Regions from separate parts of the Homo sapiens genome. Here regions 2, 3 and 4 are each linked to region 1. A link is a contact called in ENCODE Hi-C or POLR2A ChIA-PET data. All regions are on one chromosome and are shown on one strand. Each heading gives the region's core, a stretch centred on a gene start or an enhancer-like site at or near the end of the contact. The rest is flanking DNA. Distances are from core to core; before and after follow the strand shown. Region 1 holds the start of RTN4 (reticulon 4). Region 2 overlaps SPTBN1 (spectrin beta, non-erythrocytic 1). Region 3 overlaps SPTBN1 (spectrin beta, non-erythrocytic 1). Region 4 holds the start of PNPT1 (polyribonucleotide nucleotidyltransferase 1).

Region 1 (6,644 bases), core at 1,861-4,360:
GTGTGCACCACCATGCCCTGCTAATTTGGTATTTTTAGTAGAGATGGGGTTTCACCATGTTGGCCAGGCTGGTCTCAAACTCCTGACCTCAAGAGATCTACCCGCCTCAGCCACCCAAAGTGCGGGGATTATAGGCATGAGTCACGGTGCCCGTCTGATAAGCTATTTTCAAATATAAATTATTGAATAATTATTTTAAAACTATTATTAGTATCTAGAATGTGCATTTTTCTTTTAACTGGTTCAAATGTCCACCAGAATTTTGTTAGTGATAGTGATATTTACATCTAGTTACAACAATGTATAACTAGCTTTACTTTTAATTGTGGTAGAGCAGCAACAGCCTCCTTTCTTTTTGCTTTGTTGATCATTCTATGAAAGCTGGGCAAACTCTTTACTCATCTATCTATCAAATACTTATTTTTTTAGAAGTCACTGAGATTAATAAAATTTATTTTTATTCTGCACCAGATAGTGCTTATATTATTGCATCAATATTAACTGCTATTTCCTATTAAAATTGTAAATCTACTATTTATAATTATTCTTTTGTGAAACTTTGATTAAAGATACTCCTTTGAGACTATTTTAGTAGTAGTAGGTACAGGGATATATGAATGCAGAAATATCATATAAACAACTTGCAAATAACGTAAGTCCTGTTTATATTAGACATACATAAAGGCCCTGTGAAACTTATCATTAAGGAATTTCAGAACAGTCATAGTGGGAAAAGCATGCGGGGAAGACTGCTGATAGCTAAACTGTGACAATAGAAAAGGTCGTATCATAAAATACTGTTAGTATATTTTTGTATGTTTATGCAATTGGTTGAAAATCAGGCAAATTTTTTATAATTTTTGATAAATATTTGACAAAGACTTCAAATATGTCTCTTGTAGTCACCATTGTAGAAATTTGTTTTGTTTAAATTCATTTGGCATTAACTTCCCGCCCCAAAATTCTACATCAATACATCTCTCTTCCTACTCTTCCCAACCCCTCCAAAAAATAACACCAAACTCAAAGCAAGTCACAAACGTTTTGCACAAATAAAGCCAGTTCTCCGTGGAATTAATGTGATAGGTCTTGAATATATTGTTGATAATTAACCCAATCAAGTAACATTGCCAGGAAATCTTTATTCTTTTCCTTTTTTAAAGGTTCATAAACTTTATTTCTTAGAGCAGTTTTAGGTTTACAGAAAAGTTGAACAGGAAGTACAGAGTTCCCATACACTCTCACTCCTGCCCCCTAACCACAGTTTCCTCTATTATTATTAACATAACGCATTGAGGTGGTACATTTGTTACAACTGATGAACTGATATTGATATATCATTAACTAAAGTCAATAGTCTACATTAGGGTTCACTCTTTCTGTTGTATAGTCCTGTGGGTTTTGTCAAATGCATAATGTTATGTATCCACCATTACAGGATAATACAGAACAGTTTCACTGCCCCCAAAATCTTCTGTGTTCCACCTATTTATCCCTCCCTCCAACTCTTACTTTTCTTTTTTAATACCCAAATTAAGCCACAGTAATATAAATTAGTTGGAGCTAAGAATTTGCCAGTGATTCCCCATGGCAATCAAACTTTCTTAATTATTAATCTAGACTAGCACTGTCCAAAAGAAATATAATGTGAGCCATTATGTATTTAAAAAACTCTAGAAGCTGCTTTAAAAGGAACAAGTAAAATTAATTTAATAATATTATACTTATCCCAATATATCCAAAATATCAATTTCAACATTCAGTCAACAGGAAAGCTGAGATATTTTACATTTCGGAGGTACTAATTCTTGAAATCCAGTGCGCATTTTACACTTACAGCACATCTAATTTCAGCCTAGCTACATACATTCCGAGTGTTCAATCAGTAGCCACAAGTAGCCAGTACCTGTCAGGTACAGCACAGATTTAGACTTTGAGCAACTTGAAAGCAGGTTATCCTCTTCTCTCCAGGGCCTCCAGAGTAGGCATGCAGTGAATATTTTTGAAAGGTAAATCAGAAAGATAAAAGGATCCTGATTCTTACAAAGATGTTCTGCAACTACTCTCTTTAAACTCTCCAGCCTCATAAAAAGTGGAATGGGGATCATGCTTATTCCTGCATATCAAACCAATGACTATGGGGCTTCCTGACTCCCAGAAAGCCTGAATCATCCGAAATGTTGACTCATGAACCTAAGGTGACTGAAATGTAACGTGAACCAAATTAGCTTTCCAAGGCATCTTTGTATTTCCACTTTCCTGTCTCCCCGCTGCCTCTCTCTTTGGGTGACTCACTCTCTTACCATGTAAGAGTCCAGCAGGCAAGGCCCCAAACTCTCTTTGGAAGAAGAGCAGACTTTCAAATGGTCGGCCCCAGATCCCTAGTTAATTCAGCACAGCTGTTTTCCTCCCAATTTCGGGGGCTGCGGTTTAGACTGAGTGAGCCTAACTGTCAAAAAACAATTTTTTTCTTATTTTAGGGTGGTAGTAGTAGTGATGTAGTTTGGAACTTTGAGTGAACAAATAATCTTTTATTTCAAAAATCTTTAAAAATCCTTAGGGCCCACTTCCCAGTCCCGCTAATACCTTTCTCCAGTCGGGTTTCTTCCTTTCCCGGGAGGAAAGTTTCCACTCTCAGTTCCCCCAGGATAACGCCCTTCCGGTGGCGCGCCAGAAACCGCGCCGACCCCTCCCAGCCAGCAGCCCGCCCCCTTTCCCAGTGCTCTAACGACATACGGACGCCAGCTGCGGGCAAGGCCAAGACCCCACCCCAACTCACGGTTACCCAAAGTGGGGGTGGAGCTCCCAGCTCTCAGCCCCGCCCATTGAACGCAATCCCAGCCGGTAAGAGAGAGGAAGTGCCGTAGTCCCCACCCACTTTCATCTCCTTCCCTTTCTGTTGGCCCGGCTGGTCGCCTATCTTCTCGATCCTGTAGCCGATTGGCTCTCTCCCTCCCGCGCCAGTCCCTGCCCTCCCCTGGGGAGGGTGAGTCACGCCAAACTGGGCGGAGAGTCCGCTGGCCTCACTCCTAGCTCATCTGGGCGGCGGCGGCAAGTGGGGACAGGGCGGGTGGCGCATCACCGGCGCGGAGGCAGGAGGAGCAGTCTCATTGTTCCGGGAGCCGTCACCACAGTAGGTCCCTCGGCTCAGTCGGCCCAGCCCCTCTCAGTCCTCCCCAACCCCCACAACCGCCCGCGGCTCTGAGACGCGGCCCCGGCGGCGGCGGCAGCAGCTGCAGCATCATCTCCACCCTCCAGCCATGGAAGACCTGGACCAGTCTCCTCTGGTCTCGTCCTCGGACAGCCCACCCCGGCCGCAGCCCGCGTTCAAGTACCAGTTCGTGAGGGAGCCCGAGGACGAGGAGGAAGAAGAGGAGGAGGAAGAGGAGGACGAGGACGAAGACCTGGAGGAGCTGGAGGTGCTGGAGAGGAAGCCCGCCGCCGGGCTGTCCGCGGCCCCAGTGCCCACCGCCCCTGCCGCCGGCGCGCCCCTGATGGACTTCGGAAATGACTTCGTGCCGCCGGCGCCCCGGGGACCCCTGCCGGCCGCTCCCCCCGTCGCCCCGGAGCGGCAGCCGTCTTGGGACCCGAGCCCGGTGTCGTCGACCGTGCCCGCGCCATCCCCGCTGTCTGCTGCCGCAGTCTCGCCCTCCAAGCTCCCTGAGGACGACGAGCCTCCGGCCCGGCCTCCCCCTCCTCCCCCGGCCAGCGTGAGCCCCCAGGCAGAGCCCGTGTGGACCCCGCCAGCCCCGGCTCCCGCCGCGCCCCCCTCCACCCCGGCCGCGCCCAAGCGCAGGGGCTCCTCGGGCTCAGTGGGTGAGTGCCGCGACCTCTCGCTTCGCGCCGCCCCTCGCGCCCCTCCCTCTTTTGTGTGCAGCCCCAGATGCTTTGGGCTGGTCCCTCCTCTCCGCCCCGAGGGCGCTTTGTCTGCGGACTTCGGGGCGATGGCGCCCCGTCTGGTTGGAAGCGCGGGGAGAAGGGTGGGGCGGCCCTTGGAGCCCGGGTTTGTTCTTATTGTCCGTCTTGGTTTCGGGGAACACGTGCACCGCTCCCGGCTCCCACTTTCACCCTGTGTGATGCCCAGCGTACGGATTCTCGGAAGTTAGGCACCCACCCGTAGTAGGAGCCGGGTATATACCCGAGAGCCAGGGTTGTGGATTTATCGGGTTGGTTGGGCTTCGAGGTGAGGAAGGAAAGGCCTTGGCACCCAGATATTTTTAGGAGGTGCTTTTGTCTACCCGTCTGGGTTGCTCCTTTGGAAAAGGTGCAGTTTTGCTGCGGGTCTGTTGGCCTGCATTCTGCCCCGGGCTCCCTCCTCACCTCCTGGCTGGCGTGGGTGGCCCCTTTGCGCTTCCCCTCCCCCTCCTCCTGTGCTCGTGGGGAGCTGGCCGAGTGGAAAACGTCCACATTGACCCAACCGCAGTGAAGGGAGAGCGCCTCCAGTGGTGTGGTGCGTGGAGAAATGGGAAGGAGAGAGTTCTGGTAAAGTCCTGCCACCGCCCAGCTCCCCGGGGTGTGATGTGGACTGCTCCCCACCAGCTAAACCGAGCCAGGGAAAGGGGATCTAGGCATTGTGTTCGAGGGGGCGTAGTTCTGCCGGGGTTTCAGCTGCAGGGTCGGAGGAATTGCTGTTAGTGTGGACTTGGCCCAGCCTCTTAGTGCATCATAATTGAATCTTACAGAAAAAAATAAAAGGCAAAATGGTTGACATTCCTAAAGAAGGGAAAACCTGTGGATTCCTTGCCAGGAATTGGCTAATTGAACTCGTGGCAGATTTACCATGAGACACAGAGAAATGTTTTGAGACAGACATTTTCATATATATTGGTTAGAAATACTGTTTTTCAGAAGGATATGTTTTAGGTTACAGAATCAAAATACGGTCACGTGCCTCATAACGACGTTTAGGTCAAGGACAGACCGCATTTGCAACGGTGGCTCCATAAGGTTGTAATGGAGCTGAAAAATTCCTGCCGCCTAGCGACGTCTTGATCTTGACCCTGTGTAGGCCTAGGGTAATGCGTTTGTATCTTAGTTTTTAACAAAAGTTAAAAAAAAAATAGAAAAAAGCTTATAGAATAAGAATATAAAATTTCTTTTCTATAGCTTTAAAATGTGTTTGTGTTTTAAGTTAAACGTTATTACAAAAGAGCCAAAAAGTTTATAAAATAGAAAAGATACAGTAAGCTAAGGTTGATTTATTATTGAAAAAATATATCTAAAGATAAATTTAGTGTAGCCTAACCGTAGAGTGTCTGTAAGTTGTACAGTAGTACATGGTAATGTCCTAGGCCTTCACATTCACTCACTACTCACGTCCACAGCAGCTTCCAGGCTGGCAAGCTCTGTTCATGGCCAGTGCCCTGCACACGTGTGCCATCTTTTAATCCTTTGTACAGTGTTATTTTAGGTATGTTTAGATAAACACTACACAAATACCATTGTGTTACAGTTGCCTACAGTAACATCCTGTATAGGTTAGTAGCCTAGGAGCAATTGATTATACCATATAGCCTACATATAGGTATGTAGTAGGCTCTACCATCTAGGTTTCTGTAAGTATACTGTGAGGTTTGCACAACGACAGAATTGCCTAACAATACATTTCTCAGATCCTGTTCCCCCTGTTCAGCGAGGCATGACTATGTATGGTCTGTAAAATAGTTTTCAAGTTCTTTCATTCACCTAAGTTCCTGATTGTATGTTATTATTAGTCACGTTGTTTTATTGCCGTTTTCATCTTGGGAAATTATTTTGGAAGCGAAAAAAATCACGTTTGTTAGAGATTGAGAATGCATAATATTAGATACATTCATAAGTACTTGCTACTTCGGGGACAGAAAGTGTCCCACTAGCAGTAGGACCTTTATGTATAAAAGGTCAAGAATCAAGTAGTGTAACTGCCTGCTTGGAAATCTTCATAGCCTTGTAGGATGTTAGAGGTGATTCATTTCTTAAAAGAAAATCAGTCTGATTTTTTTTTTTCTCAATTCACTTCTCCATAATGGGGGAAAATAAGCCAATTGCGATGCTTTTTAGTAATATTTTGATGTTGACGGACTCCTCACCCCCATACTACTCAAAACACTAATTGCCATATTAAAGGTCTTAGAAGATGAGGAGTAACTCAATCTTTTCCTTTTTCTTTATGAAAAAGACATACTTGAGGGAAACTGAGGTAAGAGAAAAATATGAAATATATTTTTAAACAGGAATTTTTTTTTTTTTTTTTTGAGATAGTCTCCCCCTTGTCACCAGGCTGGAGTGCAATGACGCAATCTTGGCTCACTGCAACCTCCGCCTCCCAGGTTCAAGTGATTCTCCTGCCTCAGCCTCCCGAGTAGCTGGGATTACAGGCGCCTGCCACCACGCCTGGCTAATTTTTGTATTTTTAGTAGAGACGGGATTTTACCATGTTGGCCAGGCTGGTGGTCTTGAACTCCTGACCTCCAGTGATCCACCCACCTTGGCCTCCCAAAGTGTTGGGATTACAGGCATGAGCCACTGCGCCTGGCCACAGGAAGTTTAATGATTGACAAAAGCATACTAATCTTGTATTGGTATGGGAACAAAGAAAATAGTTCTGTCTTTGAACATTAGGGATTCAGGGGGTGACAGCACTCTCTTGGAATCTTGTGTGTTGG
Region 2 (6,359 bases), core at 3,630-6,129, 530 kb after region 1:
TGGGGCAGCCATCTTGGGACTACAGGATGGAGCCTGCTTGTGAACAGAGCCTGCACTAGAAAATAAAGCCAGAGTAGAGAGAAAGAAACTAGATCCTGGTCACACCATTTAAGTCCAGGAGTAAGTCTTGCTTAAAGACTGAATTTGCCTACTGTGTGACCAATAAATCCTCTTTGTCACTTAAACCACTCTGGGTTAGGTTTCCTTTGTCCACAATCAAGATGACTCTAAATGATGCATGCTTCATAATCAGATTCCACTATAAAGGCAACAAAAATGTGAGTTATGTAGTTAGAATTAACAGTAAACTTAACTTCTCAAGTCATGACTTTGATTTACTTGTCACAATTAAAGACATTAGAAAAAAATCATTTGGAATAAACTTCATCTGAAATTTCATTTGAAATCTCAAAGTACAGATGCAGGACCTTGAAAAAACTCGGTTTTGATACTTGGTTTACATATATTCAGTACAGCTGAGTTTTCAGAGCCACAGAACGCTTTCCTGATTTTCAGGGCAATTTTAGGGTAAAACACTCCTCACCCTCACTGGGGCCATGGAGAAAGTGTGCTCTAGGTGTTCACCAGCAACAAGGGAATGAGAAATCACAAAGTAAGGACATGTTCCACGAACTAATGGACCAATGGCAAACTTACTCGTTACTGTATTAAATGTGCCTTTACCAGATTCAGCTTTTGCTTTTCAGATGTAAAATCCTTGCGTGTAATACTAACCCATCTTGGTACAGGTCAGGCCAGTTAATGTATCACAGGCACTAAGTACACAGGTTAATTTGTATATTTTTGAGTATAAGGAATAGTATGCTTTGATATTTTGGAATGTAAGATTTGTCAAAAATAAAAGAATTCTTACAAACTTAGGGCAGCTGTTCTTGAATTGCTATAAATAACACTCTGTGCTCTGAATAATTTTGGCCATTAGAGTTGACAGCTCTCCAAATATGGAACTGACTACCTTATAAAATGGTCAGCTGGCTCTCAAGGACACATTTAAATAGAAGTGAGACAACCTTCGAACATGACAGCGTCATGGGAACAGGGTGGATGATTTTAAGGGGCATCCTGATTTTAGGCATCCTGGGCCTCTGTGACAGGTGTGAAGGACTCACCTGCCAGAGCCTTGATGCGGGACCGCTCAAAAAGCCGCGCAGAGCTGTTCTCATTGTCCCAGTCGTCGACATCCCAGCGGTTGTTGACATCACTGTACTGCTGCTGGATCTCAATGTTGTCATAGTCTGTGGCTACTGTGGTCGTCATCTTGAACTGTCTCAGCTGCTCCTCCACATCAGCTCCTTCTTAGAGTTCTATGAGAAAGAAAAGGAAAAACATTTAGACGTCTGAAGTGTATACAGTCCCCACGGAACCAACTGGGATAAGAGTGAGCAGAAAATAAAAACAGTGCTTGCCAAGAATAGGTCTTCTGGAGCAATGCTGGTTTTAGGTTTTAGCACTGTCTCATAATAGATGTGTGACCTTAGCCAAGTTACTTAGTATCTCTAAGCCTCAGTTTCCCCAACCATTAAAGAGGGAAGATACTTCAGAGGTTGTTGACAGGACTGAATGAGATGATGGATACCCCCAAAATGGTGGGTTTATTCCTTCTTTCTAAAGTTTAAACTCTGCAATTTAAAAATGTTATCAGAGGGCCAGGTGCAGTGGCTCACGCCTGTAATTCCAGCACTTTAGGAGGCCGAGGTGGGCAGATCACCTGAGGTCAGGAGTTCGAGGCCAGCCTGGCCAACATGGTGAAAACCCGTCTCTACCAAAGATACAAAAATTAGCTGGGCGTGGTGGCACATGCCTGTAATCCCAGCTACTTGGGTGGCTGAGGCAGGGAGAATTGCTCGAATCTGGGAGGCGGAGGTTGTAGTGAGCCGATATCGTGCCATTGCACTCTTGCCTGGGCAACAGAGCGAGACTCCGTCTCAAAAAGAAAAAAAAAGAAATGTTATCGGAGGTAGATCAACACCTACGTGGGGCTTCTGAATGAACTCATTTATTCCCATTGTGTATCACCATAAATTATAATCTTTAAGCTTCTCCTGGAAATTCATAAAATGTTATATAAGAGAACTAGCAGATCATTTTATCTAAACATCTCACTTACATATTAGAAAACTGATGCTTAAGATTAAGATGTAAGGCCAGGCACAGTGACTCACGCCTCTAATCCCAGCACTTTGGGAGGCTGAGGCGGGCGGATCACCTGAGGTCGGGAGTTCCAGTTCAGCCTGACCAACCCATCACTACTAAAAATAAAAAATTAGCTGGGCGTGGTGGCGCATGCCTATAATCCCAGCTACTTGGGAGGCCAAGGCTGGAAAATTGCTTGAACCGAGGAGCCGGAGGTTTTGGTTGAGCCGACATCATACCATTGCACTCTAACCTGGGCAACAGGAGCAAAACTCCAATAAAAAAAAAAAATTAAGATGTAAGTGTATGGCAACCAAGGACAGTACCAGTGCATGGTAGATGCTCAATACACGCTTGCTATTCTTTATCCTGAACTGATAAGCTTTAAACACAGCTTCTCCCTTCAATATAGCTATTATTCACTCATTGAACCAAAATACAATGAAGACTTACTACGTACTCTGTGCTGGACCAGATGCTAGGGATAAAAATGAACGCAATAAGGACCTGGCTCTAGGGAAGCTTATATCCTAGTGGTAGGAGCTGGACAAAAAGCACACAAGAAAAGGCAAGATAGTTTAAATAAAAAAAAATGACAGCAGAGTCATGTGACTATTTTTAGATCTGGTGATCAGGGAAGGCCTCTCGAGTGGGTCCTGAAACTGAGAACTCAATGTCAAGAGGAATGAGTCACGCACAGATCAAGAATAATAGTGTTTCAGGCAAAGGAAGCAGCATAGCATGCAGGAGGAACGGCAAGTTCAATGTGGCTGAGTCTAGTGGGCAGCGGGAGAGACTCGGAGACAAGGTTAGGGAGGGAGGTGGGCGAGCCCAAGTGTGGCGGGAAGCAACTGCAGGATTTTAAGCTAATAACCGACACCACCCTTGAGTGTATTTGTAAAATATTCTTCCCAGGGCTGTGTGGAAAACAGATTCTAGGCGGCAATAATGGAAGCAGGGGCCACTTGGGAGGCTACTCCAGAAATGATGGCGGTGCAGCTCTGGGTGGAGAAGCGGGGATGGTTAAGAGGTGGATGTGCTTAGAGGTGGATGTGCTTTGGAGGGAGAACTGACAGGGCCTGGTGAAGGACTGACTAGACCCGAGACATTGAGAAACTGAGCTAGTGCTATGCCTGATGCCTATGGGTGTGGTTAAATGTGGTTAAATTCCCGCATATTTTAAATTTCACTGGGGGGAAACAGGCTCAGTCAGGCATATGAAGCTATCTAAGTAAGTTGTTAATCTGCAAATGTAGGAAGAAAGGAGTGAAAAGACAACACCCCTTTTAAAGTGGTATGAAGCTATCCCAAGAAAAAAAATAAATTATCAACATTTTTTTTTTTGAGATGGAGTTTCGCTCTGTCACCCAGGCTGGAGTGCAGTGGCACCATCTCGGCTCACTGCAGCCTCCGCCTCCTGGGTTCAAGCAATTCTTCTGCCTCAGCCTCCCGAGTAGCTGGGACTACAGGCGCGAGCCACCATGCCCAGCTAATTTCTGTATTTTTGGTAGAGACGGGGTTTCACTATATTGGCCAGGCTGGTCTCGAACTCCTAGACCTTGTGATCTGCCCACCTTGGCCTCCCAAAGTGCTGGGATTACAGGCGTGAGCCACCATGCCCGGCTGTTATCAACATCTTAAAACTCAAAAATTTATTGTCAGGTTTTTGTAGCTGGATGCTCACTTAGTGAAAGCCTTGTTCAGTGTGCACCAAGATGTGCACCTAGGCCAGAGTCAGCAGGCCTCCTCACCACAGCCTGCGTGCTAACCAAACCAGACACCACTCAGCAACACAGAAGGATCATTCAAGAGATGATTCTTCCCCCTCACATATGCCACCACACAAAAAATAAACAAACCCATATATGTAGAAAAGAAACATTTATCGTGCTTGAAATGCAGCTTTTTAAAAGTTCCAGCACATAACCACACATGCCACATGCAACCAAGTTTCCATAGTAAATAAGCTGAAACAAATTAACTGCACCTTAAATAAACAGTAGGCTCTTGGGTGGTACCAGCACACAACTGCCTGCTCTTTTGTCATGGCTGTTTTCTCACATGCTATCCAAGAACACAGCCAACACACCCCACATGTTCCTGAGGAAGAAGCACTGAATCCACTTTACCACTGAGCCACAACATCTGTGACTCAAACTGTCACCCATCTCTGCTCTAATAGAAAAATCCTGAATGGAAGTAAAATCCTGGATTCTCATCAGAGAGACATACTCAATCTCAATTAAGTACATTCACGGGTGTATTAATTTTCACACCTACGTTAGCAATTTATTTATGGGATTTCATAAAAACACAAAAACTTCAGAAATCTAATCGAGTAAGTATATTCCATTGAATGATCTTACAGTGGCATTTAACATTCAAAGTCATAAACCCTTCCAAAAAATGAAAATTAATAATGTCATGCAATCATCTGATCTTGAATATAGTTAACTTTCATGACTATTATCAATATCAGAGACTTTTATAAAATTCAAACTTGGAGGATTCTATCTCTAGGGAGAAAATGTGAAAGTGCTATTAATCCCAAATTCTGAAAGTACAGAAAGTAAAATTTAATCCAACCCAACCCAAGGTAAAACCCAAGCAAGGCATGCCTCTCCCCAGATAAGTTTTAGCTATTTGGTGCCACCTGCTGACCAATGAGAAGAAACCCCCAGGGCTGCTATACCTGCGCTGCAACATCCACCGCACCTGACTCCTGCAGAAGCCCAGCCTGGCCCCTGCCCTGCCCCCACCTGCGAATCTCTCTTTCTATCACTGAACCAACAACTGCTTTCCACAGATTTCTTTCTTTCTTTCTTTCTTTCCTTTCTTTCTTTCTCTCTCTCTCTCTCTCTCTCCTCTCTCTCTCTCTCTCTCTTTCTCTCTCTCTTTCTTTCTTTCTTTTTGAGACAGAGTCTCGCTCTGTCACCCAGGCTGGAGTGCAGTGGCATGATCTCAGCTCACTACAACCTCCACCTCCCAGGTTCAAGCAATTCTCCTGCCTCACCCTCCTGAGTAGCTGGAATTACAGGTGTGCACTATCATGCCTGACTAATTTTTGTATTTTTAGTAGAAATGGGGTTTCACCATGTTGGCCAGGCTAGTCTCAAACTCCTGAACTCGGGTAATCTGCTTGCTTTGGCCTCACAAAGTCCTGGGATTACAGGTGCGAGCCTACCTTGCCCAGCCCACAGATTACTTAGTAAGTAAGTGATAATTCTTGTCTTAAGCTTAAAAGAAGTCACTCAGAGAACTAAAGCACCTTTTTTCCTAATGTTCTTTCTTAATGGTATTCCTTAAAAACACTACTATTGTTCCTTAAAACGGAAAGGTTAGGCCAAGAGTGGTGGCTCACGCCTGTAATCCCAGCACTTTGGGAGGCCAAGGGAGGCAGATCACTTGAGCCCAGGCGTTAAAGACCAGACTGGACAACACAGTGACACCCCCATCTCCACAAAAATAAAAAAAAAAAATAGCCAGCTGTGGTGGCATGCGCCTGTGGTTCCAGCTACTTGGGAGGCTGAGGTAGGAGGACCACTCGAGCCAGGGAGGTGGAGGTTGCAGTGAACCATAACTGTGCCACTGCACTCCACCCTGGGTGACACAGCCAGACTCTGTCTCAAAAGAAAAAAACAAAAAACAGAAAGGTGAATGGGAAGTCAAAGTATCCAAATTATCCACTAGTCTGTGTACAAAATAAATAAATAAATATATGCCAAGCACAGTGGCTCACACCTGTAATCTCAACAATTTGGGAGGCCACGGTGGCCAGATCACTTGAGCCCAGGAGTTTGAGACCAACCTGGGCAAGATGGTGAGACACCCTCCCAACCCTTCTTCACTATCTCTATAAAAATTAGCCGGGCACGGTGGCACGTGCCCGTAGTCCCAGCTACTTGGGAGGCTGAGGTGGGAGGATCACTTGAGCCCAAGAGGTCAAGGCCGCAGTGAGCCATGATCGTGTCACTGCACTCCAGCCCAAACAACAGAGTGAGCCTCGTCTCAAAAAAAAAGCAATGCTCTGAGTTCTTTTTATTCAACTGTTTCACTCAAGTGTCCAGAATTTGATGGTAGAGACATCTTTTTTCTTCAATATTCTCCATCTGTTCAAAGACAATGTCCTTTGTCCAAAGAAAGCTGAGTATTTACAGTGATAGAACCCACTATTTTATTTTCAAGGCAATTTCACGGCAAAACAT
Region 3 (6,658 bases), core at 1,681-4,180, 580 kb after region 1:
ATTTCCAGGCACTAGTCTAACTGCTTTACCTATAACTTATTTAATCCAACCAACCCTATATGGTCTGTACTATGATTATCCTGATCTTACTGATGAGGAAACTGAGACCGAGAAGGGTTAATGACTTGCTCAGGGTCACAAAGTGGGCCCATGGTGAAATCAGGTTTTAGACCCAGGCACCACAGCTCCACGGTCAGCACTTTTAACTACACACTGTATTGCCTCCAGAATATATAGTCCACCCTGTAACTTACCAATGATGGACTTTTAGGTTATCACCACTTAAAAAAATCATAGTAATGTTACAATAGACATCTTTATAGGCATCTGAAGCACTATTTTATCTAAGCCTATTCAGACAGCAAAACTTTTACCAGTTCAACAAGTTCAATTTATTTTCAGCTAGCCAACAACAGCTGTAGAAACATCTAAAATGGCTAGCATTTCATACACCAACTCATTACTCCACCTACCAGTGGTATGAACTTCCATGTGGGCCTCACCTGTCCACCCTGCTGCCATCTGCAGCAGACTCCAATGTTTCCGTCTGCCTTCACACTGCAGAAGGAGCCAGTTAAAACCCTGGGTCTGTCTGACTGCATCCCCCAGTAGATATAAGCAAATTCCATAGATTTTTTATGTCTGGAATATTTTAAATGCTAAGCTTATTTGTTCCTAGTCCTATAAGCTTGTGCCAGTACAAGGCATACAGACGAGGAGACAGAACATCCCATATACATGTGTAAAATTTAAAATGAATGTTTTTCTAATTCAGACAATAATCCAGAAAAGGAACATTTGAGTATTTAACTTTTTGCCTGCTTATCGTATAATGAATGACTGAATTCTCCTGCAAGGTTAAAGGAATGCACACTCTAAATTAATAGATGGTGGGAGGTGAAAACTATCCAAAATATATTTTCACATGAGGGGACCAGATAATGGTATGCTAAGTAAAAAGGAAATGGTGGCCTGTAGTTCACCTCTCCTCAATACAATTTACCAGTTCAGTTATCCAAGGATGTGTGTGTATGTGTGTGCGTGTGTGCTTAAAAAAAAAACAAAACTGGAGATGTCCAATAAAAGGGAAAAGCAAAAACAGAATTTTGATACTTTAGAAGTCATAGGCTCAATAAAGAAATTTTCCAACATGGCAACAATGCCATATAGAATTCATTTGCCATCTGAAAGTGAAAAGATCAATACATCTAAAAGAAGCTGCCCACACACGCATTTTCCAAGAAATATTTTTCTATGTTATAAAAACACAAAATATGGTTTTTAACATATTCTAAAAACATACCCCAAATAACCTCAATTCTATTGACCAAAAAGTACAGTAATTACAAATTATAAATCTCTGTATAAGGCACTTACATAAAACCAGAAATAATGTTTCTATACAAGGAGAGGACCTCTAAAATACATGTAAAATACGGAAAGTGACAAAGCAAAATTCAAGACTTACACATATGAAGACAGTGAAACAAAAGAAACAAAGCCATTTTCAGGATACGCTACAGAGCTATGAAATTATCACAATTAGTCTCAATCTAAACGTCTAAAGGACTTTAAGTTATGGGATAATTAACATATCTGTTAATATCATCTTTTAGGAAATCCTTTAGTATAGAAACTTGGTTTGTATTTAAGCCTCTCAAAATAAAGTTAACTCACTGTTTCCATCTACTATTTAACATGTAACTCACTGTTTTCATCTGCTATTTAACATATAAATCCTGGAAATTCTTAGTTTACTTCCAATCATTAACCCAAATACTGCATTTTTAAAAATGTCATATTCAGAGCACCCAAACTAACTGGCTGTTTAGATTAGTCCCACAGGCAGCCCCAGCCCCACCCAGGTACCCACACCCCCTGCAACCTTGATCACATCACCATCAGGCTCAAGTCTGTACAGGACCCATTTCAAAGACCACTCCCAACCCCCCCTGTTTTTACCACTCTGACTTAAAAAACAAGCCTTTCTATTGAAAAAAATTGAGAGACTACAGTTAGACAGTGAATTAATTACAAACAAGAACTAAGTACTGCAGACAAACTACCAATGAGCTTACTAAGAAGTCTAAAAGTGAATCAGCTAAGACAAGATTCCACAGCAAAGTAACCAATGCCTCTGACTCTGCCTCTCTAATGTGTTAGTGTTCAAACATCAATAATTCCTTTCCAAAAGCCTATCAAACATATAAAATATAGGACTTTTAAAAAAAATCTTCAGGCTGGGCGCAGTGGCTCATGCCTGTAATCCCAGCACTTTGGTAGGTCCAGGCGGGCGGATTATGAGGTCAAGAGATCGAGACCATCCTGGCTAACATGGTGAAACCCTGTCTCTACTAAAAATACAAAAAATTAGCTGGGCGTGGTGGTGGGTGCCTGTAGTCCCAGCTACTCAGGAGGCTGAGGCAGGAGAATGGTGTGAACCCAGGAGGCGGAGCTTGCAGTGAGCCAAGATCGCGCCACTGCACTCTGGCCTGGGCGACAGAGCGAGACTCAGTCTCAAAAAAAAAAAAAAAAAAAAAAACATCTTCAGGGCCCCAGTTTTTATTCAAACTACAAAGACTATATATTTTTCAGTGAGTTGGGTGAGCAGAGCAGAAGAACTACAAGTGAAGTTTCAGATAATGTGCTAATAATTAGTCCAGTAAAATCATTCAACATAAGATGTTACAGAGAATTATATCTTCTTCATATGCTCATAAGATGTTTTAAGACAGTTGGAACAGCAAAAAAAAAAAAAAAAAAATCGATAAAAAAGAGGAAAGCACCTCTTGGTAACACATTCAGAGGAGCAATTTTGCTCAAAAGAAATGCCAAGTTTCAAGATATTTGTTAACCTGCAGCTATTTTAAGGCAGGCCAAGGCTGCATTAGTGCTTGTCACACAGCTTGCTCCCAACCTCTTGGCAGTTCTCCAACACATTCCAACATTTGATGCACAGCCTTGCTGGAATCACGTCCCACTTATCTCTAAAGACAACCAAGTAAGATGTTGCTGCATTACACAACCAACCTGCCATTTATTCCCATCAGGTCACTTTGCACAATGCCTGACTGAAAAAAAAAAAAAAATCAGACCACCATCTGAGTGAATGGAGCTTAGTCCAAAAAGATACAAGTCACACTCAGCCAAAAAATATGTATCAGAAAACTGCTCAACCTGGGGAGAAATGTCATGCCTTACTGCCCAAAGAAAGGTTAAGCACTCACCAAGTAAGGAAGGAGAACTGATACCAAGGGAAATGAGCAAGATCAACTAAAGATGGTAAACCTTAGAACCTTACTCATGCCACCACTGCCTACATTCTGTTCTTTTTGTTTGTTTTCGTAGAGACCAGGTCTCACCATGTCGCCCAAGCTGGTCTCAAACTCCTAGGCTCAAGCAATTTTCCCACCTTGGCCTCCAAAAGTGCTGGGATTACAGGCATGAGCCACCCCACCTAATCCCTACATTTTGAAGATTATTAATTGAGTACATTCTAAAGCAGGGGTGTCTAATCTTTTGGCTTCCCTGGGCCACACTGGAAGAAGAAGTGTCTTGGGCTATACATAAAGTAAAACACTAATGATAGCTAATGAGCTATAAATATCACAAAAAATATCTCATAATGTTTTAAGAAAGTTTACAAATTTGTGCTGGGCCACATTCAAAGGCTGTAGGTTGGACAAGATTGTTCTAAAGGATAATCTCAGTATTTAATGAGCCCCATTAACTCTGCGAAAAGAACAGTGTGGGGTTTGAGACAGGTTCTTTCTACTCTGCCCAGGCTAGTCTTGAAGCCCTGGGCTCAAGAGATCCTCCCACGTCAGCCTCTCAAGTAGCTAGGATTACAGGCACATGCCACCCTGTTCTGGTGAACAGAACAATTTAACATAGCAATACATCCTCTAAAAGTCAGTGTACTCTCTAATTTTTAATATTTGGCAAAAACGAAAAAAGCCCTCTTCAGAAACAAAATGGAATGTTTTTTGAAGCCATTCAAATGCTGCTACATTCCATTCTTGCTAAAAAACATATTTAATTAGCACATTTGAGACTCACGCTCTGCACAGCTGCACAACATTCCAGAGATAGGCCAGCTACCGATACACTCTTTACATGAAATACCACTGACTTTAAAAGTTGAGGAGACTGAGAAGCAGTTCTCAAGTATGACTCACTAAAGATAGGTTTATTTCACGTGAACAAAGTTTCCTTTAACAAGAGTGTAGTCCAGTGAAAATACATACTATAATTAAGAATAAAAAATGCATGTACACATGTACCAATAAAATATTTCTTCACAGCCGGAAAAAATATATATAAAAAATTCAAATGACAGACAAGAATAGTCTCCCTTTGAAACAAGACGATACATCAGCCTTCTCTCTAATTAAACTTTTACCTTTTATGAATTAAGCAAGATTTCTAGAACTAGGATGAAACCTATGTCAGAAACACACACTTCGAAGGCAAAATAGGCCTTTCAAAATAAGAAATCATCCTGATTATCAGGGAAACTCGGGATTTCCTTTAGCCCTGGGTGTTGATTTAAAAACAAGCAAACAGACAAAAACCTACCTTTGAAACAGAGAATGAAAGACAGGATGTGTGCTGGTTTCTTTCCTTCCGAAATGGCAGGCAGATCTCTTTGCTCCAGGCTAGAGGCACTTCCCCAACTCCACCCCAGGAGATAAATTGGGTATTTAGGGACAACTGGCAGCACAGACTTGTCAATCTTGCTGTGAGAAGGACCAGGCCCCTCTCAGAGAAGTCACCTGACTGATATCTCTGACCACAACTCATCTCCTGAAATAGTGACAGGTATTCTCATCTGCTCAGAGGACTGGCTAAGGCCACATTCCAGCCCCCTACCCTCCTCTAACCTAGGCCGCTGGGACCACTCTGGGCACTGCCTGGTCTTGTTGCCATCCCAAGTGTCAAGACCTAACATTTGCAGCTGCCTCAAGATCAAGTTGAGACTCCTACACCAGGCTTCAGGCAGCTCAGGCACAGTAACCATCAAGCATTTCCCTTGATGGGCTTTGGCCACCTGCAAACAAAATGATTCCCATCAGGTTAGGAGTTTCAGAAGAATCCCTTAGTTGGAGAAAGTCCACCCAGCCCAGCTCAGATTTTTCCCTCTTAACTGTGAAAAGGGCCAACACTGACCTTTAGTGTTTAAACCCCAGAAGAAGGCCATTTGTCACTTTTCCTTGGGGCCCATTACCCAAATGAGACTAACAGCAACCCCCAAGTTTCTAAAGGAAATTGCTGGAAAGAGCTTTTTTTATCTTCCAATGAAATATTTCTCCCCTCTTCCCACTCCCTCTTTTCCTTCAGCAGATACGGAAGCCGTTTTGGCACCTTCCTCAGAAAGAAGCCGAATACTAGAGTTAAAGGCAACAAAGGCCAGCAAGTCACCTCCATCCATCTGATGTCCTAAAGGCTTAAAGAACTGGCTTGCATAATCAAATAGAAATAACGCTTTTTCTTCTTGAAACAGATCCTAAATCCCAAGATAGAATTGTAAAGAATCCAGCTAATACAAAGACCCCAAGAAAGCTGAGCTCTAGTATATGCTTTCATCAGTTACAACCAAACCCAGCCCAGTAAAATTTATTACACTTAAAACCAAGATTATAATAACCACATCCATTCCACTGCGACACATTATGGGATAGGTATTTCAAAGACTCTGAAATCAGAACACAAAAGTAAAATCAGATGTTGTCCGAAGCATATGGAGATGTCTCTCAGGGGAATTAATGCAACTGTGATGGGAATTCCCTTCAGAACAAAACAGAAAGCACATTATCTAATGAGAATTTAATTTCTGGTATTTTTCCATTGTAAAAAGACATTATTCATAAAAGAGAAACAGCTATAATAAACAAATTTTTGAATTCTTTCTTCCTTTCCATTTTTCTTTAACATCCCACCCCTAAAACAGCTCAGGGCAACAGATAGTGTTCATGCTACAGCTTTAACTATAGACCAGTCATTAGATTTTATGTTTTGCCATGCAACATGCATAAGCTGCAAGAGTGCTGAACATCATCATGTCATTATAGAGACTGTCAAAACTCTACATCTTCAGTTTAAGATTGGAGGATTGGCCCTTAATATGTATGTGTGAGATGAAGAAACATGCACAGAAAAAAAAGGCTTAAAAGAGAAACACTAAAATAAATAAATAAATATATATACACACATATTTTTTTATTTTTTTATTTTTTATTTTTTTATTTTATTTTTTTTGAGACTGAGTCTCACTCTGTCACCCAGGCTGGAGCGCAATGGTGCGGTCTCAGCTCACTGCAACCTCCACCTCCTGGGTTCAAGTGATTCTCCTGCCTCAGCCTCCCAAGTAGCTGGGACTAGAGAAGCCCACCACCACACCCAGCCAATTTTTGCATTTTTAGTAGAGACAAAGTTTCACTATGTTGGCCAGGCTCGTCTCAAACTCCTGACCTCATGATCTGCCCGCCTCGGCCTCCCAAAGTGCTGGCATTAGAGGCGTGAGCCACCGCACCTGGCCGAGAAACACTAAAATATTAACTGTATGTTTCCGGGGTCACATAGTATCTAGTGATTTTAATTTTCTTCTTTGTATTCATCTTTAGTTTCCATATGATCTAAAACATCTATTATTTCAGTA
Region 4 (6,313 bases), core at 2,847-5,346, 640 kb before region 1:
AAGTATTGCAAGGGAACAAGCAGTTCAGTTTACTTGGAGTATAAAGTGAAAAGAGGAAGGGAAGGAAACAGGGTAGTAAGAAAAAGTTGATGAGGCCAATAGGAAAGGAAAAGCTTATAGTCTATACAAAGCAGTTTAAATTTTATCCTTAAAGATTTAGGAAGCCACTGAAAAAATTTAATCAGGATGGAGACACAATTCTATTTGTGATTGAGAAAGAAGATCCTTCTGGTAGCGGTGTAGCACAGACTTTCTTAAAGTTGAGTAGGCTACATTCTTTCAAGAGAAGAATTTTTTCCTGAACACTTCAGGGACTGCTGATACTTTTAATTATAATGTTACTATATAACAAAATATAACTTCCATATTGTTACAGCTTTTAGTCATAAAAGCAATATAAATGTATATCCTGTCTAAACTAAACTACAAACTAAATTAAAATATAGTTAAAGGGCCGGGCTCTGTGGCTCACGCCTGTAATCCCAGCATTTTGTGAGGCCAAGGCAGGCAGATCACCTGAGGGTGGGAGTTGGAGATCAGCCTGGCCAACATGGTGAAACCCTGTCTCTATTAAAAGTACAAAAATTAGCTGGGCGCGGTGGCGCACGTCTGTAGTCCCAGCTACTTGGGAGGCTGAGGTAGGAGAATTGCTTGAACCCAGGAGGTGGAGGTTGCAGTGAGCCAAGATTGTGCCACTGCACTCCAGCTTGGGCAACAGAGCAAGACTCCATCTCAAAAAAAAAAAAAGTAGTTAAGCATAATTTAATGCAATGGTGTTTTACTTAACGTAGTTGCTTATTCAGAACATGCAGTGGTATTAACTGTTTTGATGCAGGTTCATCAGAGTTTGAAGAAAAGGGAAAAGGAGATCTGAGAAGTTGCTGGTGGATTTAAGTTGGATCATTTTTAATGTCCTTCAGCAGTCATAGGTAAATAAATCCCTTTTAAATTATATTTTGGCTGTTGAACTACACTTGACATAACTCTACTTGCAGAATAACATCTCAGACTGAACCTCACGGATTATAGCTTCAGTAGTAACAACTACAAGAATTTAAACTTATTATATTTTTCTTTCTACGCTAATCTAAAAATGCTTAATATAAACATATAAACGCATTCTGTATCATCTATATCTTCATAATAAAGCTCTGCTGCAAGATTTTAGTGCCTACATTTGCTTTTGAGTTTACTATCCAATTACTACTATTTGAATTATATCAGATTTGTGTGAGGAAATGGGGGTGGGGGATTCTTAATAGGTAAATGCTGCTTTCCATCACTTCTGGCTGGATAAAAGCTAACCGATTCAAGGAGTTCAAGGAGTTCTGAAGAAGAGAAAAATGTTCAGAATACCTGGAAACTGGAGGAAGAATTAAGAAAAGTCTGGATAAGCCTGGGCGCGGTGGCTCATGCCTGTAATCCCAGCACTTTGGGAGGCCGTGGCGGGTGGATTGCCTGAGGTCAGGAGTTCAAGACCAACCTGGCCAACATGATGAAACCCCATCTCTACTAAAAATCCAAAAAATTAGCCAGGCATGGTGGCAGGCACCTGTAATCCCAGCTATTTGGGAGGGCTGAGGAAGGGGAATCACTTGAACCCCGGAGGCGGAGGTTGCAGTGAGCTGAGATCACGCCACTGCACTCTAGCCTGGGCAACAAGAGCAAAACTCTGTCTTGAAAAAAACGAAAAGGCTGGATGAAAGCTAAATTTACCATTTATTGAGTGTTGACAATGTGCTAGGTACTATTATATCATCTGACACTTTTTTTTTTTTTTTTTTTTTTGAGACGGAGTCTCGCTCTGTCGCCCAGGCCGGACTGCGGACTGCAGTGGCGCAATCTCGGCTCACTGCAAGCTCCGCTTCCCGGGTTCACGCCATTCTCCTGCCTCAGCCTCCCGAGTAGCTGGGACTACAGGCGCCCGCTACCGCGCCCGGCTAATTTTTTGTATTTTTAGTAGAGACGGGGTTTCACCTTGTTAGCCAGGATGGTCTCAATCTCCTGACCTCATGATCCACCCGCCTCGGCCTCCCAAAGTGCTAGGATTACAGGCGTGAGCCACCGCGCCCGGCCGACACTTTTAATCCTTACAAAAACCCTATTAGATTCATATTACTATCTGTTTTTATGGGGAAACTGAGGCTCAGAGAGCTAGAGTCACACAACTGGTAATTAACAGAGACAAGATTGGAACCAGCTGGGACTAACTCCAAGTCTATGCTCTAAACTATTAGGCAATACTGCCCAAATGAAAATGATTACATAGTAATTAAGTATATTAACAAAAAGATGATTTTGTATTCTTACTCTATAAATCAAAAGTCATGTTCAATTGTGGCAAGTAGGTTTTCTGAGAGATTTATCTTCATGAGAGATTTCAATAGATTGGTCTGGAAAACTCTGTGGCAACTCAAGGTAAAGTAAAAGGGAGGAGACGCAAAAACTGCTTTAACACTAAAAATCTGTAAACAAAGTTAATGGTAATCCCTCTATTGGAATGGAAATCCCAAATCAGTAATAATAGCTCATGAAAGCAAGGTGTCAGAAAACTGCTTTGCCAGCAAATCATTTGTCTGTTTAGAGCTCATCATTCTTTTTTCTTTTTTAAATCATCACGGATCAACATTTTTAATTTTTTTTTTTTTTTTTTTTTTTTTTAGATGGAGTCTCGGTCTGGAGTGCAGTGGCGCGATCTCGGCTCACTGCAACCTCCGCCTCCTGGATTCAAGCGATTCTCATGCCTCAGCCTCTGGAGTAGCTGGGATTACAGGCACGCGCCACCACACCGAGCTAATTTTTGTATTTTTAGTAGAGACGCGGTTTCAGCATGTTGGCCAGGATGCCCTGGGTCTCTTGACCTCGTGATCCACCCGCCTCTGCCTCCCAGCGTGCTGGGATTACAGGCATGAGCCACTGCGCCCGGACTTTTTTTTTTTTTTTTTTTTTTTTTTTTTTTGAGACCGAGTTTCACTCTTGTTGCAATGACGCGATCTCGGCTCACTGCAACCTCCGCCTCCCGGGTTCAAGCGATTCCCCTGCCTCAGCCTCCCGAGTAGCTGGGATTACAGGCATAAGCCACCATGCCCGGCTAGTTTTGTATTTTTAGTAGAGACGGGGTTTCTCTGTGTTGGTCAGGCTGGTCTCGAACTCAGGTGATCCGCCCGCCTCGGCCTCCCAAAGTGCTGGGATTACAGGCGTGAGCCACAGCGTCCAGCCAACGTTTTTAATTCTTAAAACTGTGTTTGAATGAGTGTTGGGTTTTTGTTGTTTGGTTTTCTTTGGGGTAAGGCGGTTATCACCTTACACAAAAAATTTACATCATAATATGAAAATGCCCATTGGTTCATTCAAGGAAAAACATAAAGAATTTCTAACAGAATGGATTAATGGGGTGGAAGAAATTTATCCATTCTCTAAAAATTTTTCAAATCCCAAAAACTTTTTTTTTTCATTTTACAAAATATTTACTTCAAACAGTAGCTGGCATTTTGCATTTAAGAGTTCGACCAAAAGGGACAGAAATATAAATTGCTAATTATTAGCAATGGAAATGAAAATGAATCAGAAGTGACAATAAAGATTTCTAAAATTACAAGTCGATGAAAAATGAATTTACTGTAAATTGGTTAACACAAATCGCTGTAGTAACATATCTGCTATGTGAAATTTTTAAAATAAAAACCAGGGCGGAGAAGGGGAGAAGGAGATCTCTTTCCAAGGCCCACCACCCAAATTCTAATTCTTAGTTCACAGATCCAAATAATAATAATGTGTTGTTCTATGACTTCTAGTATTAAAAGTAAATATAAATTTACTCTGCATATTAAACATTTACATTATTCTAGGACTTCTCCTTTAAATTACGATAGTACACACACAAAAACCTTATTTATCTAATTGCCTTTCGTTGGCACATAAAGACAAAGATCGTTTGCAACATAATCGCGTTCTGATAGGTTTGACCCTCTCTAGTCTTCGTAGAAGGTGGCCAAGGTTTCCGTTACCCCGGCGTCCCTCGGGCACCGCGGAAACGAAACTCCATCAGGCTCCGCCCCACGGTCTGCGGAGTGAGCCAATCAGGGCACAGCCTGCGTTGACCGCGTGCCGGGTGTCATGGCGGCCTGCAGGTACTGCTGCTCGTGCCTCCGGCTCCGGCCCCTGAGCGATGGTCCTTTCCTTCTGCCACGGCGGGATCGGGCACTCACCCAGTTGCAAGTGCGAGCACTATGGAGTAGCGCAGGGTCTCGAGCTGTGGCCGTGGACTTAGGCAACAGGTAAGGAGTGACGTGCGTTCACTGTATTGTCATAAGGTGTCTTGTCCAGCCAGCTTGAGCGTATTCATCTCCCAGGGTAGAAACCCGGTATCCCAGCTCTATTTAATCTCTCCTTACCCTAAACCTAAATTCCAAATTTCCCTTTCCGGGTTTGGAATGTGTCTCCTCGGACCCTCCTTCCCGCGCTATGTCGTTCTCTCTGTTGGTGTGTGCCGGGCTTCTTTGCTCCATCCGACTCTGTCCGTCCACCTGACTTCCGATCTCTTTACTTTCCGGGACCACTGGGCTCTTAAGTGGGAAACATTCCACCTAGGAATAACGAGTTGACGTGGGTGAGACGAGGCCCCCCGGGATGCTGGCCCGGACCCTGGAAGCTGGGGCTCTGATGCCCCTCGAGCTGGGACACAGACCTCAGCAGAGGCTCCGGGTGGCTAGTGCACCACGGGTCCCCCACGTCCCACTCCTCGGGCTCCTTCAGCCTCCTCTTCACCAGGAGCCTACCTTGTAGAAGTTGAACACCAGGTCCAGTTCACAGACATTGTGGAAATATTCGTTTAAGACCTGGGAGAGGAAGGCAGAGATGGTAAGAGATGGACAGGGAGAGAGCCACACACGCACAGAGATGGGAACAAGGTCATCAGAAAGAGACAGCAAAAAAAAGAGACCAAGAGGGAGGCAGGGGAGAGAGAGAGACAGTGACAGGGAGAGAGGCAAGGAGACACACAGAGAGAAACAAAAGCAAAGATCGATGCAAAGAGATGGCAAAAGGTCAGGCGCTCACACCTGTAATCCCAGCACTTTGGGAGGCTAAGACGGAAGGATGACTTGAAGTTAGGAGTACAAGATATCATGTCATCCAATCTAATTGATTGCCTAAAGTGTGACCACTATGACCCTGGGTTAGGAGGAAAAGGAAAAGTCAGTTTTTTGAACGCCAGTTATATGATCCTCGCAATCTTTTTAAACCTGTCGTAAAGGTACTATTACCCTCATTTTATAGTTAAGACTACAGAGGCTCAAAAAAGGTTAGATAACTTTCTAAGAGTCTATAAAAAAGTTAGTATTATGGGACTAGGTGGTTTTTGAATTTCTGTTTTTTGCTTACAAAGCCCATACTTTTTTTTAGGGGACCGCTTTTTAAAAAAAAAGTTTGCTTTAATCGTTCTTAGAATAAATGGAATTGCTAATGCAAACTTCATATATCTAAATTTTTTACGTGTACTTTGAAAAAATTTGGACCCCAGTTCATACAAAAAGCAAAAAAATCATTTTGAATCCAGGTCTCGCACTCTAACTTTGATAAGTAGTTGACATTGAACAGGTTAATTCACCATTTTCTTGTGCAAAGTGTGGAGAGTGGATTCCATCAAGGGTCTGCAAACTTTTCTATAAAGGACCAGATAATATATATATTAGGCTTTTTGGGGTACACACTGTGTGTATGTGTTTACAAACCCTTTAGAAATATTTTAAAAAACGGCCGAGCACAGTGGCTAACACCTGTAATCCGAGCACTTTGGGAGGCTGAGGTGGGTGGATCTCCTGAGGTCAGGAGTTCGAGACCAGCCTGGCTACAATGGTGAAACCCCGTCTTTACTAAAAATACAAAATTAGCTGGGCGTGGTGGCAAGCACCTGTAATTCCATTTACCTGGGAGGCTGAGGCAGGAGAATCGGTTGAACCCAGGAGGCAGAGGTTGCAGTGGCAGAGATCGTGCCATTGCACTCCAGCCTGGGTGATAAGAGTGAAACTTTTGTCTCAAAAAAAAAAAAAAAAAAAAAAAATATATATATATATATATATATATATATATAAACATTTTTAATTGAAGAGTAATATAGAAATAGGCCACAAGCTGTAGTTTGGTCACCCCTAGACTAGGTTATCTCTAAGGCTTATTCCACTCCCAGCATTCATTAATTCTGATTTTTGAGGGAAGTGGACATCTCTTCCATTCTTCAAGGACTACACATGCTTCAAAGAAATGCCCAGAACATTTCATTCAACAGACACATACTGTGAGATAGGCATTAGAT

What was found. A loop is a pair of places that touch in the nucleus more often than their neighbours do. ChIA-PET counts read pairs that join two places held with the same protein, here RNA polymerase II (POLR2A). Pooled maps may share reads with other maps.
Region 2: a pooled map shows a loop between it and region 1 (4-fold over the local background). The contact joins the enhancer-like site here to the promoter of RTN4 in region 1. A Hi-C loop is called at or near these places in 1 of 168 maps with a recorded cell type or tissue (PC-9) and 8 of 50 pooled maps. POLR2A ChIA-PET finds 5 or more read pairs at or near these places in 1 of 52 experiments (OCI-LY7).
Region 3: POLR2A ChIA-PET joins it to region 1 with 17 read pairs in PC-9. The contact joins the enhancer-like site here to the promoter of RTN4 in region 1. POLR2A ChIA-PET finds 5 or more read pairs at or near these places in 3 of 52 experiments (A549, PC-9 and endothelial cell of umbilical vein).
Region 4: a loop to region 1 is called in a map of CD8-positive, alpha-beta T cell, with 24 times the contacts of the local background. The contact joins the promoter of PNPT1 here to the promoter of RTN4 in region 1. A Hi-C loop is called at or near these places in 3 of 168 maps with a recorded cell type or tissue (CD8-positive, alpha-beta T cell and naive thymus-derived CD4-positive, alpha-beta T cell), 4 of 37 single-sample maps with no recorded cell type and 13 of 50 pooled maps. POLR2A ChIA-PET finds 5 or more read pairs at or near these places in 1 of 52 experiments (activated CD4-positive, alpha-beta memory T cell).

Annotation. Positions count from the first base shown.
Region 1 is chr2:55,046,917-55,053,560 of GRCh38, reverse strand. It overlaps RTN4 (reticulon 4), which reads left to right and starts at 3,110. Exons shown (of 9, transcript NM_020532.5): 1 at 3,110-3,816. The coding sequence starts at 3,261. RefSeq lists enhancers at 3,280-3,329, 3,292-4,104 and silencers at 3,470-3,529, 3,670-3,789.
Region 2 is chr2:54,521,338-54,527,696 of GRCh38, reverse strand. It overlaps SPTBN1 (spectrin beta, non-erythrocytic 1), which reads right to left. Exons shown (of 36, transcript NM_003128.3): 2 at 1,131-1,325. The coding sequence starts at 1,278. All of the region lies in intron 3 of SPTBN1-AS1 (SPTBN1 antisense RNA 1), which reads left to right. Among named protein-coding and RNA genes, the nearest start is that of SPTBN1-AS1, 34 kb to the left of the region's middle. RefSeq lists an enhancer at 2,808-2,977. Within about 2 kb of position 4,879, at least 2 of the 41 ENCODE cell types and tissues checked have a DNase peak (open chromatin) inside an H3K27ac peak, as active enhancers do.
Region 3 is chr2:54,467,907-54,474,564 of GRCh38, reverse strand. The region is part of intron 1 of SPTBN1 (spectrin beta, non-erythrocytic 1); the gene reads right to left. Among named protein-coding and RNA genes, the nearest start is that of SPTBN1, 15 kb to the right of the region's middle. Within about 2 kb of position 2,930, at least 6 of the 41 ENCODE cell types and tissues checked have a DNase peak (open chromatin) inside an H3K27ac peak, as active enhancers do; they include endothelial cell of umbilical vein, where a contact is called at or near this core.
Region 4 is chr2:55,691,627-55,697,939 of GRCh38, reverse strand. It overlaps PNPT1 (polyribonucleotide nucleotidyltransferase 1), which reads left to right and starts at 4,096. Exons shown (of 28, transcript NM_033109.5): 1 at 4,096-4,277. The coding sequence starts at 4,117. RefSeq lists enhancers at 3,907-4,056, 4,087-4,146, 4,157-4,276 and a silencer at 4,847-4,906.